2 separate regions of the Mus musculus genome follow, and region 2 is linked to region 1. Evidence: chromatin loops called from intact Hi-C (ENCODE). Cell type or tissue: gastrocnemius. All regions are shown on one strand. Links, peaks and the distances in the headings refer to the core of each region. The heading gives the core; the rest is flanking DNA. Region 1 holds the start of Trpv2 (transient receptor potential cation channel, subfamily V, member 2). Region 2 overlaps Pigl (phosphatidylinositol glycan anchor biosynthesis, class L).

The links. Peaks named below come from ENCODE experiments on the same cell type or tissue, not always from the same donor. Only the 100,000 strongest peaks of a DNase experiment are listed, where the experiment ranks them.
Region 2: it touches region 1 in a loop (2.2-fold over the local background); 4 of 42 quality-filtered maps call a loop at or near these places.

The regions. Positions count from the first base shown.
Region 1 is chr11:62,573,121-62,578,492 of GRCm38, reverse strand. Trpv2 (transient receptor potential cation channel, subfamily V, member 2) reads right to left here and starts at 2,866. Exons shown (of 15, transcript NM_001382489.1): 1 at 2,368-2,866; 2 at 1-190. The coding sequence starts at 85. In gastrocnemius, for the core only: a CTCF peak has its summit at 3,015 (motif pointing right); DNase peaks (open chromatin) are centred at 1,769, 2,568 and 3,019; H3K4me3 peaks cover 2,243 bases; H3K27ac peaks cover 1,824 bases.
Region 2 is chr11:62,508,726-62,514,097 of GRCm38, reverse strand. It overlaps Pigl (phosphatidylinositol glycan anchor biosynthesis, class L), which reads right to left. Exons shown (of 7, transcript NM_001039536.4): 5 at 4,247-4,278; 6 at 1,827-1,960; 7 at 1-1,194. The coding sequence ends at 1,096. Among named protein-coding and RNA genes, the nearest start is that of Cenpv, 28 kb to the left of the region's middle. In gastrocnemius, for the core only: no CTCF peak of the experiment used is centred there; a DNase peak (open chromatin) is centred at 2,298.

The DNA.
Region 1 (5,372 bases), core at 312-5,311:
TTCCTTTGTTCACCTCAGCACTGCCTTCTTCATCTCCATCGGACGTCTCCAGCCTAAAAGCTGGGGGGTTGGAGGCTGAAGTCATCCTGAGAGAGGAGGGTGCTCCTTATCGCTGAAACTTCTGTGGAGATGGAGATCTTAAGGTTCCCCTCTCTCTCTCATACCGCAGTGGGGTAGGCCTGGCTGGGACCTGGAGAAGGTGATGTAGAGAAAGGAGAGCAGGAGCTGGGGTAAAGACAGTGCTTGTTTACCATGCACAGAGTGCTGGCTTCTCTACCCAGCAAAGCATAAGCCACCTGTAGCAGTCCAAGGCCAGCTGCTGGAGGGATGGCTCAGTGGTTAAGAGCACTGGGCTACCTTTCCAGAGAATCGGGGTTCGGGGCCCAGCACTGCATGGTGGCTCACAACCCTCTGTCACTCCAGTTCCAGGGGATCTGATGTGTTCTGACCTCTGCAGGTATCAAGCACACACGTGGTACACACTCATATACAGAAAATAAGTAATAAATTGATAAAATATTTTAAAAAATAGAATTAGGAGCTAGAGGATCAGAAGTTCAAGGTCATCTGAAAATAGCCTGGGATACTCTGTCTCAAGAGAGAAAGAGAGAGAGGGAGAGGGAGAGTGGGAGAGGGAGAGGGAGGCGGGATGAGGAAAGAGCTGGATCAGAAAGGGCTTGCCACACAGCCTGGAGGAGCTGAGGATCCTGGGTGTCCACATAAAAAGCCACGGAATGAGGTATATCTTTAATTTCAGTGAAGAAAGGCAGGCAGAGACAAGAGGCTTGCTGGCCAGCCAGTCTAGCAGAGTTCAGTGAGACCCTAGCTCAAAAAAACAAAGCTGAGAACAATGAAAACAATCCACATCTACTTCTGGCGTCTACACACATCCAAAACCACACCTACATACACAAAAAAATAAAAATAAAAATAAAAATAAAAGAGAGCCATGCCTGGTGGTGCACGCCTTTAAACCCAGCGTTCAGGAGGCAGAGGCCAGCCAGGTCTACATAGTGAGTTCCAGGACCAAGGCTACATAATGAGACCCTGCCTCAAAAAACAAAAACAAAAACAAAAACAAAACAAAAAAAACAACAAAAACAAAACAAAACAACAACAACAGAAGGGGTGTGTATGTGTAGGAAGGAGAGTGGGAAACTGTTAGCTTTCCAAGAGGGAAAATCAGCGGTGAAGGAGAGAGGCAGTGTCAGGAAGATGTGCTGGGAGCAGGGACCTGACAGAGTTGTCACTTTGATATTATCTCACAGGAAGTCAGGACTGTCTTTATCCCCCTTGGGAATTTCTGATGTTCAAGAAGACTCAAATCCTATTTAGGGGTGAGAATGCTTGTGTTCACAACCCCACCCATTCTCTACCTGATATCAAGCCCAGTGCCCAATGGTACAGACAGATAAAACTTCAGTTGTTTGGCCAGCACAGGCCACGAAACCCTTAATGTAGAGAGGGAGCGATCCAGGGAACTACTGGTCTATCAGACCCTTCCTTTTGCTGCCAGAACAACCGCGACTCAGAAAAGAGAAGTGAGTTGCCACCTCGCTTCGTGTCCTGATGGTCCTCTTCAGTTCTCAGAACCCAATTACGTTCGTTTCCAGTCTGACTCATATCTGAGGGTATAAGACACCACCTCCGAAGGGGCTTTAGAGCTGGCAAGCGCTATCTGCCTTCCCACCTCAAACTGCACACTGGGTCTGGGGTTAGCTGACAGCTAACCTCACCCTCAACAGAAACAGCAACCACAGCCTCCATCACGTGGCCGGGGCTGGGACCTAGTTAGAGCTGGGGAGCCTCTGTCTTCCTCAGAGTTCAGAAACCGGAAGGAAAGAATCAGAGCCGGTCAGAAGACAGTGGGGGTAGGAAAAAGGGGCAGGGAACAGGTTGGTAGAAATAAGGGACAGAAAAAAACAGGGCCAAGAGAGGAAGCGGTAGTGTGGCCCCGGCCCACTCTCAATTTGTTACAGGATCCCAGTACACTCAGAGAACTGGGTGGGGCATTTTCCACAATAGCCAGGGGGCCTGACTGAGGTTTCACTTCTCTGCCCACCTTAGTAGGACATGGGCATCCTCCTTTTGCGCAGTCTAGCTTCCACCCTCAAGCAAATCCTGGCAGACGCTGCGTCTGACATCATTCCCAACCCCCAGCAGCAACAACTGTCTTCCAGAGGCTGTCTACCTTACCTCCTGGGATCCCCATTCTGGCAGCAGAGAAAGAGGCCTGGAGGTTCAGGGAGCCAGATCCCACGCAGACCCTTATTCCAAGATGGAGATGCCGGGAGACCAATCCAATCATTCACTGTCATACTTCCAGACGCAACCCCTAGGACATCCTGAAATAGCCCATCGACTTACCCCTCAGGCTGAAGTCAAGGCGTAGCGGCAGCAGACTACAAGCCAGGATCACCAAGCCTAGCGGGACTCTCCAGCAGCGGGGATTGAGAGAGGAAGTGCCGCGGAAGCCTCCGTAGCTGGCCGTAGCTTTCTCTGTATCGTCCACCCTCCACCTGTTCGTCGCACACAGTGGATAGTGCGGGCTTAACGCCAACCTGTCAAGGACCAGTGACTGGCCACTGGGCTGATCATCAGGACCACTGGCCACACCCTGCTTTCGCGAGACACGCCCTGCTCCTCCATCGGTGCACTTCCACCCACAACTGTAGCCAGAGAAGCCCCTGGGGCAGTCAGAGGAAGTTCTGGGGTGGTGGGACCTAGGCTTGGGTGGAAGCTGGCACAGGTGTGGGATTCATGCCCTAAAACACTGACGCCCACCCCTCCTGATTCTTAACACCGTGTGCCCTCCCCCGGCCATTTGGTTCATCACTGTCCGACCCAAGGGAGAGAAGAATGGGATAGCCCCAGAGAGAGAAGAGGTTCAGTCTAGCATTTGCCCCAGAGAATGCAGCCCAACCCATCCAGCCATTATTTCCATCTAAGGAAGATTCGCTCAGCGTCCTGACCCCAGGGATCCCCCGAGTATCCATTTACAAGGGCACTTCCAGAAACAGCCAGCAGGTGGCAACCGTGTGGCCAACAGGAATGGCTGAAATTGTACAGCCCCGGCACTGCCAGGGAGAACAAGGACCAGCTCTCCCTCTCTTTTTCGCCGGAAGACCTCTGTCCTTGCTCCACATCCCAAATTTTGTTTGATTGGTCCAAAGCACTAATTTCTCTCCCGTGAGAATGTTCTACCAAACCGGTCCCCCTGCTTCTCCGCTGCTACACTCATACGTCACACCCCATTCTTATACCAACTAAGGTGGTCTGCTAAAAATATAAACCAGGGGCCAGCGTTTAGCTTTAATGGTAGACTTAGTGGCATATGTAAGGCCCTGTGTTTGACCCCCAGTATCAGTAATCAAAGAAAAACTAAATAACAAAAATTAATTAATTAATGTCACCCCCACCTCCAAGCCACTTTTTCATAGCACTAAAAATAAAACCCAAACTTCATACAACAACCTCATGCAGCCCAGAGGCCCGCCCCAGTCATGTCACCTTCACCATGCTACACTCCAGACCTGTACCGTCCAGTATGGCAGTCATTAGCCACGGCAGCTATTTAGATTTTAGTTTGGTTTACACTTTTACCTGCGGCAAGGACTTGATATGAAACCAACTGTGGCAATCCTCCTGCCTCTCTCTCTACAGTGCTGGTGTTATAACTGTGCCTCCATGGTTGGTCATCTTTCAGATGAGTCCACTGTAAGGCAAAACTCAGCAAATACTAGCTGGCATGGCCCTCCACTCTTCCCAAATATGTCCTGTTTTCTCTGTAGTACAAGCTGTCTCACCTGCTAGGAGCAACAAGCAACACACACACACACACACACACACATATACGCACACACACAGTAGCATCGCCATCATGGCCACATACCTTAGTTCTAAGCATCTTCTGCTTGTGTTTGTGTTTCTTTGTTGGTTTTATAGTGCTTGAACATGGGCATGCCAGGCCAGCCTCTACCACAGCTTCCTGCTCTATTTTCTGTTTAAACATCACTTCCTCTCAGTAGAGCTAGACCAGCTAGACCCTAAACTGGGGGGAGGGGCCCTAGAAACGTACTCCTAAGACACCTGCCTTGCCCCTGGCAGAGGCTGATTTGTACTGTGCTGCCTGCCCCCTATAATAACATACTTAGCCATCCACTGTTGCTCAAATGTGCTTAGGACTGCAAGTGCAGAGTAATGCCAGCACTTCTGTTTAGCTGGGCGAGGCCCCAAGAGGTGACTCCTTGCAGCAGGAACCAAGCCACGTATATGCATTTAAGCAATCAACTTCATAAATGTTTAAATCTATGCTTAAAATTTCCTTTAACAAACTCTGTTTTTTTTAAGCAGTTACTTCATATTAGCTTTTTTTTTTTTTTTTTTTTTTTTTTTTTTTTTTTTTTTCTATGAAGACAAGGCTCCAACTTCTCCTGAGTGAGGTGAAGCCTCTGAAAGAGAATTCTTGAAGCAACTGAGGGCAGCAGAATGGGAAATAGAATTTTTTTTATTAGGTATTTTCCTCGTTTACATTTTCAATGCTATCCCAAAGGTCCCCCATACCCACCCACCCCCAATCCCCTACCCACCCACTCCCCCTTTTTGGCCCTGGCGTTCCCCTGTACTGGGGCATATAAAGTTTGCAAGTCCAATGGGCCTCTCTTTGCAGTGATGGCTTACTAGGCCATCTTTTGATACATATACAGCTAGAGTCAAGAGCTCCGGGGTACTGGTTAGTTCATATTGTTGTTCCACCTATAGGGTTGCAGTTCCCTTGGAAATAGAATTTTTTAAATCTTTTTTTTTTTCAAGGCAGGGTTTCTCTGTGTAGCCCTGGATGTCCTGGAACTCACTCTGTAGACCAGGCTGGACTCGAACTCAGAAATCCGCCTGCCTCTGCCTCTCAAGTGCTGGGATTAAAGGAGTGTGCCACCACTGCCTGGTGAATTTTTTAAATCTTAATGCTGTGGCTTTATGTTTAAAATAAAGCCAGTAAGATGACTCATCAGGAAAGGGCATTGGTCATGCAAGCTTGGTGACCTGAATTTGGTCCCTAGAACCTATGTAAAGTTGGAAGGACAGACTTGACTCCACAAAGTTGTCCTGTAACACAACCACACATGCATCATGTAAATATAAATGCACGATAGAAATTAATAATAAATAGTAAAGGGGGCTTGAGAAACAGCTGAGCAATTAAGACCTAGCCGCTTGTGGTGGTTTAAATGAGAATGTTCCTACATAATATCATGTTGGAATACTTGGTCTCCAGTTAGTAGAACTCTTTGGGAAGGATTAGGAGGTGTGGCCTTGTTGGAGGAGGTGTGTCACTGGGAGTGAGCTTTGAGGTTTTTAAAGACGTTATTCCCAGT
Region 2 (5,372 bases), core at 235-5,234, 64 kb after region 1:
TAAGAGCGCCGACTGCTCTTCAGAAGGTCCTGAGTTCAAATCCCAGCAACCACATGGTGGCTCACAACCATCTGTAATGAGATCTGATGCCCTCTTCTGGAGTGTCTGAAGATAGCTACAGTGTACTTACATATAACAAATAAATCTTAAAAAAAAAAAAAAAGTATATATATAAAGGTGTGGGCCCAGCTCCTACTGTGAAAAGGCAGAGAACCAAGGTGTTTATTGGCTCCTTAAAGGGGGGACCCACAGGATCATCTCCACACACAGCAGAACCACCATGATGATAAGGTACAGCTTCTCTAGACTGTAAAGTTCTCATAAGGGGACACAAATAAAAACCCAAGGAATAGTTTGAAGCACCTGAAGACTGTGGGGGGAGGGGAGAGGGGTGTCTGGATGAACCTGTGCTAGGGTTTGGCTGTGTCCCCTGGAATTCATGTGTCTTCAGAGCCCCAGTGTTTAGGGTGAGGCCTTTTGGAAGTGACAGGGTTATTTGTTGTAGGCGTGGCTTTGTTCTAAAGGAACTCTTTGGCTCATGGGCTCTTTCTGACTGACTGCCTTTGCCTTTGAGATGCAGCGGGATGCCCCTCACCGCGGTCATGTAGAGGCTGCTATGCTCTTGGACTTCACAGGCTTCAGAACTGTGATCCAAGAAAACCGCAGCTCTGCAGATGCCCTGTGAGCGGTGTTTCAGCTACAGGAACAGAAGACTGACCAAAACAGCCTGGTCTGGAAACCATGTAAACATCACACCTGTGAACTAGTTCTATGGCACATTTACACACATTTGTGGTAAAGACAACTTCCCTAGGCTTTGCTGGATGTCTGGTGCAAACTCTGTTATCATGCAAACTATTGGTAAATTAGTGGGGTGGCTACTATTGTGTTGGTGTAGGCTTGGTTTTGGCAGGTTTTCCTCAGAAGAGGAAGCTGGGTTGGGGTGACCCATCCTTCATGTGGTCCCTGTTTGGCAGACGCTGCTTTGCTGGGGTTTCCCTGGGTCAGGCAGGTAAATCAGCCCAAAGCCTGGCCAGACGACTTCTTGCTCTGCTTCTCCCTCTTGTTCTGAGGGTCTGACCACTCTCCAAGGCTTCAGAGGAACCGCAGTGAGTTGATTCTCATGTATCTGGAGAAGAGGACGTAGAGGTATCGGAACCAGAGGAGCTGGCTGCGGTGGCAGGACATGGCTTTCTGGAAGAATCAGAGAACATGCTGGCACTCACTCTGGGCCTGTTATTTGCAGACCCTCCCTCTCACTGCCCCACTGGGAGCTCTACGCTTTCTTAGATGTATATGTATGTCAGTGCTTGAGTGCATGGGTATGTAGTAACCAAGGAGGCCAAAAGAGGGTGACAGACCCCCTGGAACTGGAGTTACAGATGGCTGTGGCACAGGAACTGAAACCAGATCTTCTATGGGAGCATCGAGTGCTCCTAACCACTGAGCCAGCTCTCCAGCCGCTTGTTTTCATTTCACTGATGATGGTGTATGTATTTTTTTTTTTTTTTTTGGTTTTTTGAGACAGGGTTTCTCTGTGTAGCCCTGGCTGTCCTGGCACTCACTTTGTAGACTAGGTTGGCCTCGAACTCAGAAATCCACCTGTCTCTGCCTCCCAAGTGCTGGGATTAAAGGCATGCGCCACCACGCCCGGTTTATACATTTTATAATCAGGAAAAAAAAAAAAAAGCCCAAGTCGTTGAAAAGCTAGTCAGCCAGGTGGAATAATCTAGCATGTGGCGCACTGTCGCAGGTAGCAGGGCTTTGAAGAGCCAAGGGACATGAGGCTGGGGTCACAGTACAGTATCAGGAGATTCATATCTTACCTTGGCCTGTGCCACTTCTTTGCTGGTGAGCACAAAGAGAACATCCTGGGGTGACAGCAGAGTCCAGGGCAGATCCAGGAGGAAGGCGTACTTCCGAAGCGCGTTCACAGACTGGAGCGTGAGCACGGAGCACCCTGGGCAAGGAGGGATGGCGGATGGGATCACTGTGCTGCTCTCAGCCAGGTGCTCCCCTGAGCACCCTCCCTCTCCTAGTGGCTCAAGGCAGGCAAGGCAGATGCTCTTCAGCTGCCAGGTGCTTTGTGGCTCTCACCAGCATTCTCTCACAGGGGAGGACTGCCAGGTGGCAGAAGTGCTCCACAGCTGTGAGTGTCCGTGCAAGAGCTTCCACTTGGGCTGCTAGAGGGCTGAGGAAAGGTGATAAACAGGAACTTCTAAATTGGGAAACTAAAGACTCATTCCAGCTGTGCTCTGACACCAGGTGCTGGGTGAGCTGGCTCTCACCTGTAATCACAGCACTTGGAAGCCAGCCTAGGCTTCAGAGTTAGACCCCATTGCCGGGTCTGGCATGGCCTTGGTGGTGGGGGAGTGAATTGGTTCCCGCCTCTGGATCAGGACCAACTGGCCTTCCAAAGCCTCATGGGCTGCTGTGGGCAAAAGGCTTGTTTGCATAATAATGTACATATGTTTGCATTCCTCTGTTCCGGCCTAGCAGTAAATGATAATGACTCCACGGGATTCCGAGACTGCACTAGTCCTGGAGGCATAGGTGTGGCTAGTGTCTCAGCAAAATGGTAAATGCTGGGACCTACAAGACAGCCCTTAAGGTTATGAAAAGAACTCTAAAACCATGAGTTTGAAAATATAAAATTTCTCAACTATGTAAAATATGACTATGTAATATAAATTGTGTAAGGAGCTTCATAGATCTAAAGGGACTGAGGCAGCTGCACTGTGAGCCAACTTGTCAGATACTTAGGAGGAAGATAAAGAGATTTAGAGCAGGCTAAGTTTTGTTGTTGTTGTGCTTACATAGATTCCTGAGTTCAAGGTCAGCGTGGGATAAGGAATTTAGGTCCAGGCTCTGCAGTGGTTGAAAAGGTAATTTCTGGGTGGGGTCCCACCCAACTAGTTTGTTGCCTTGTGTAACAGAGGCAGGCGGATCTCCGAATTCTTTTGCAACTTTAAAAAAAATGCGCTTGCTCTCCCATAACAAAGGGCTGGGATCACCGGATGCAGTTTGATAGGATAATCCAAAGGAAGCCAGGAGTAGAGTAAAGGACTAGATTGGTATGTAAAATAAAAGATCAGTGGGAATGAGCTATGCAGAGAAGTTTTTAGGTCAGAGAACTGCTTGGAGAATAGGCACAAGCAGAACACAGAGGTAACTGGCTAAAGATCTCCAGAGAAGGAAAAACAGAGAAAGCAGACTGAAAAGCTGTCTTGAGCAGAACATAGGCCACCAGCTCAGACCCATGCTTTGACCTGAGTCGTTTGTTTCCCCAGGTCCCAGTCAGGCCTTCTCTCAGAACCCCTCTCCAAGCCAAGGCTGGTCCTTGGCACCCCATCTCTGAAAATGTTTTGGCATGGAAAGTCTCTTAACTGCTCTGGAGTTTAGCTTCCTAGTTGATAAAGTGGTGTGGGCAGTGTAGGCCTGCCTGTCTCACGTGGTGGACAATGGTGGCCAGTGGTGCTCCTAAGGCCTCACTCAGTCTGTGGAGACAGCACTCAGCTCCCGCGGTTCACTTTCTGATCTCATGTCACCCCTGTGAGGGAGGCCAGCCCAGAACCTGCCATGCACACCTTACAACACTGCACAGTCTAGGGCCACCCTGAATATGTGTCCTTCAGTCCCCAGCGGTACTGTTCTAGGACTGCCACAAATACTTCAATTACTGATGACCAAGTTGACATAAAATGATGCAGTGTTTACACAGAACCTATCCGCATCCTCTTGTATACATGAATTCATCTCCGGGTTACTTATACTCTCTAATGTGAGGAAATGCTGTGGAAATAGTTGCTGTATTCCATTGTCTAGGACTAATAAGAAGAGAAGAATCTGCATGCTCAGTATAGGTGCCATTTTTTTCTTCTTGCATATTTAAATATGTTTTTGCGTGTGCGTGTGCCTGCATGAGTTTATGTGCACCACATTCGTGCACTGGATGTCTGAATGCCCTGGGACTGGTATTATAAGGTGTTGTAGTCTGCCTGATATGGGTCCTGGGAACTGAGCCCAGGTCCTTTGCAAGAGCGTGCTTTTAACTGGGGAGCCTGGTCTCCAGCATCCCCTTGAATAATTCTGCTCCCATGGTGTTAAGTCCATAGATAACATAGAAATTAATAGATATGGAGGGCTGACAATATTTGCAAATTTCCTTGGTAAGTTCCTTACAAGAGTAGTGACTGTTGTCTATTTGCAAAAAACCAGAAACCCAAACAACAAAAGCCTTCTTTACCTTTAGGCAGCTTCCCTCCTGAGTGCAGGGCCCTGGAGGATGGAGAGGAGGAACATTAGAGGGAGCACGAGACACCCACTCTGCTGTGTAAACAGGAGGGACCTTCAGAGCAAGGCCTGCAGGCCCATGGCCCAGCCAAGCACACGAGACTCCCGGAAGTTTCTATTGCATAAGTCAACATCTAAATCTACAGGACTCCACACTTCTGATTATGGCATTTCATTCCCACACAGCTTAATCCAGAAGTTGGTCTGTGGATTATGGAATAATCTGGCCTCAAGTTTTGCCCATTAGAGATGAGATAACTACCCTCGATGTTTTTTGTTTTTCTCTAAAAATCTATTAGTGTCCTAGTTAGCTTTCTGTTGCCATGATAAAGACCAAGACCAAAAACAACTTTGGGAGGAGGAGAGGGTTTATATCATCTTAAAACTCCCAGATCACAGTCCATCAGGAGGGAAGTTAGGGCAGGAACTTACACTGGAACTTCGAGGTAGGAACTGAAGCAGAGGCCGCTCACTGGCTTGCTACTTTTGGCTTGCTCAGCCTGCTCTCTTATACACTGACGTCCACCTGTCCAGAGGACATCACCCACAGTTGGCAGGGCCCTTCCACATCAATCATCAAACAAGAAAATGACCCACAGACTTGCCTACAGGTCATTTTGATGGAGGCTTTTTCTTGATTGACATTCCCTCTTCCCAAATGACTCCAGCTTGTGTCAAACTGACAAAAAGCCACAAGTACAAGTGAAAGAATAGTAAACTCAGTGCTCCAAGGTATGCTAATCATAAAACAGATAGCGACATTCCTCCACCCACCTACTTCCTGCGTTCAAAGAGTATTCATTCAAAGAAAGTCACCCTGACCCACCCTGACCATTGCGGGAACCCGCTATGCAAAGGTGCTACTGTTAGGGGCTCTTAGAAACTGTCTTGAGAGTTAACAGTTACCATTCCTTGTGACACTTGTGACTTTGTACTTCCTTGTGACTCTTAACTGGTATTTTTGGTATTTTCCAACAACGCCCTCCCCACCTCCTTGAGTTGTGGTTTCTTCCTTTAAATACCCCCTTACTCAGCTACTCGGGGCGCCACGGTCCTCTACCCCTGCGTGGTGTATGACC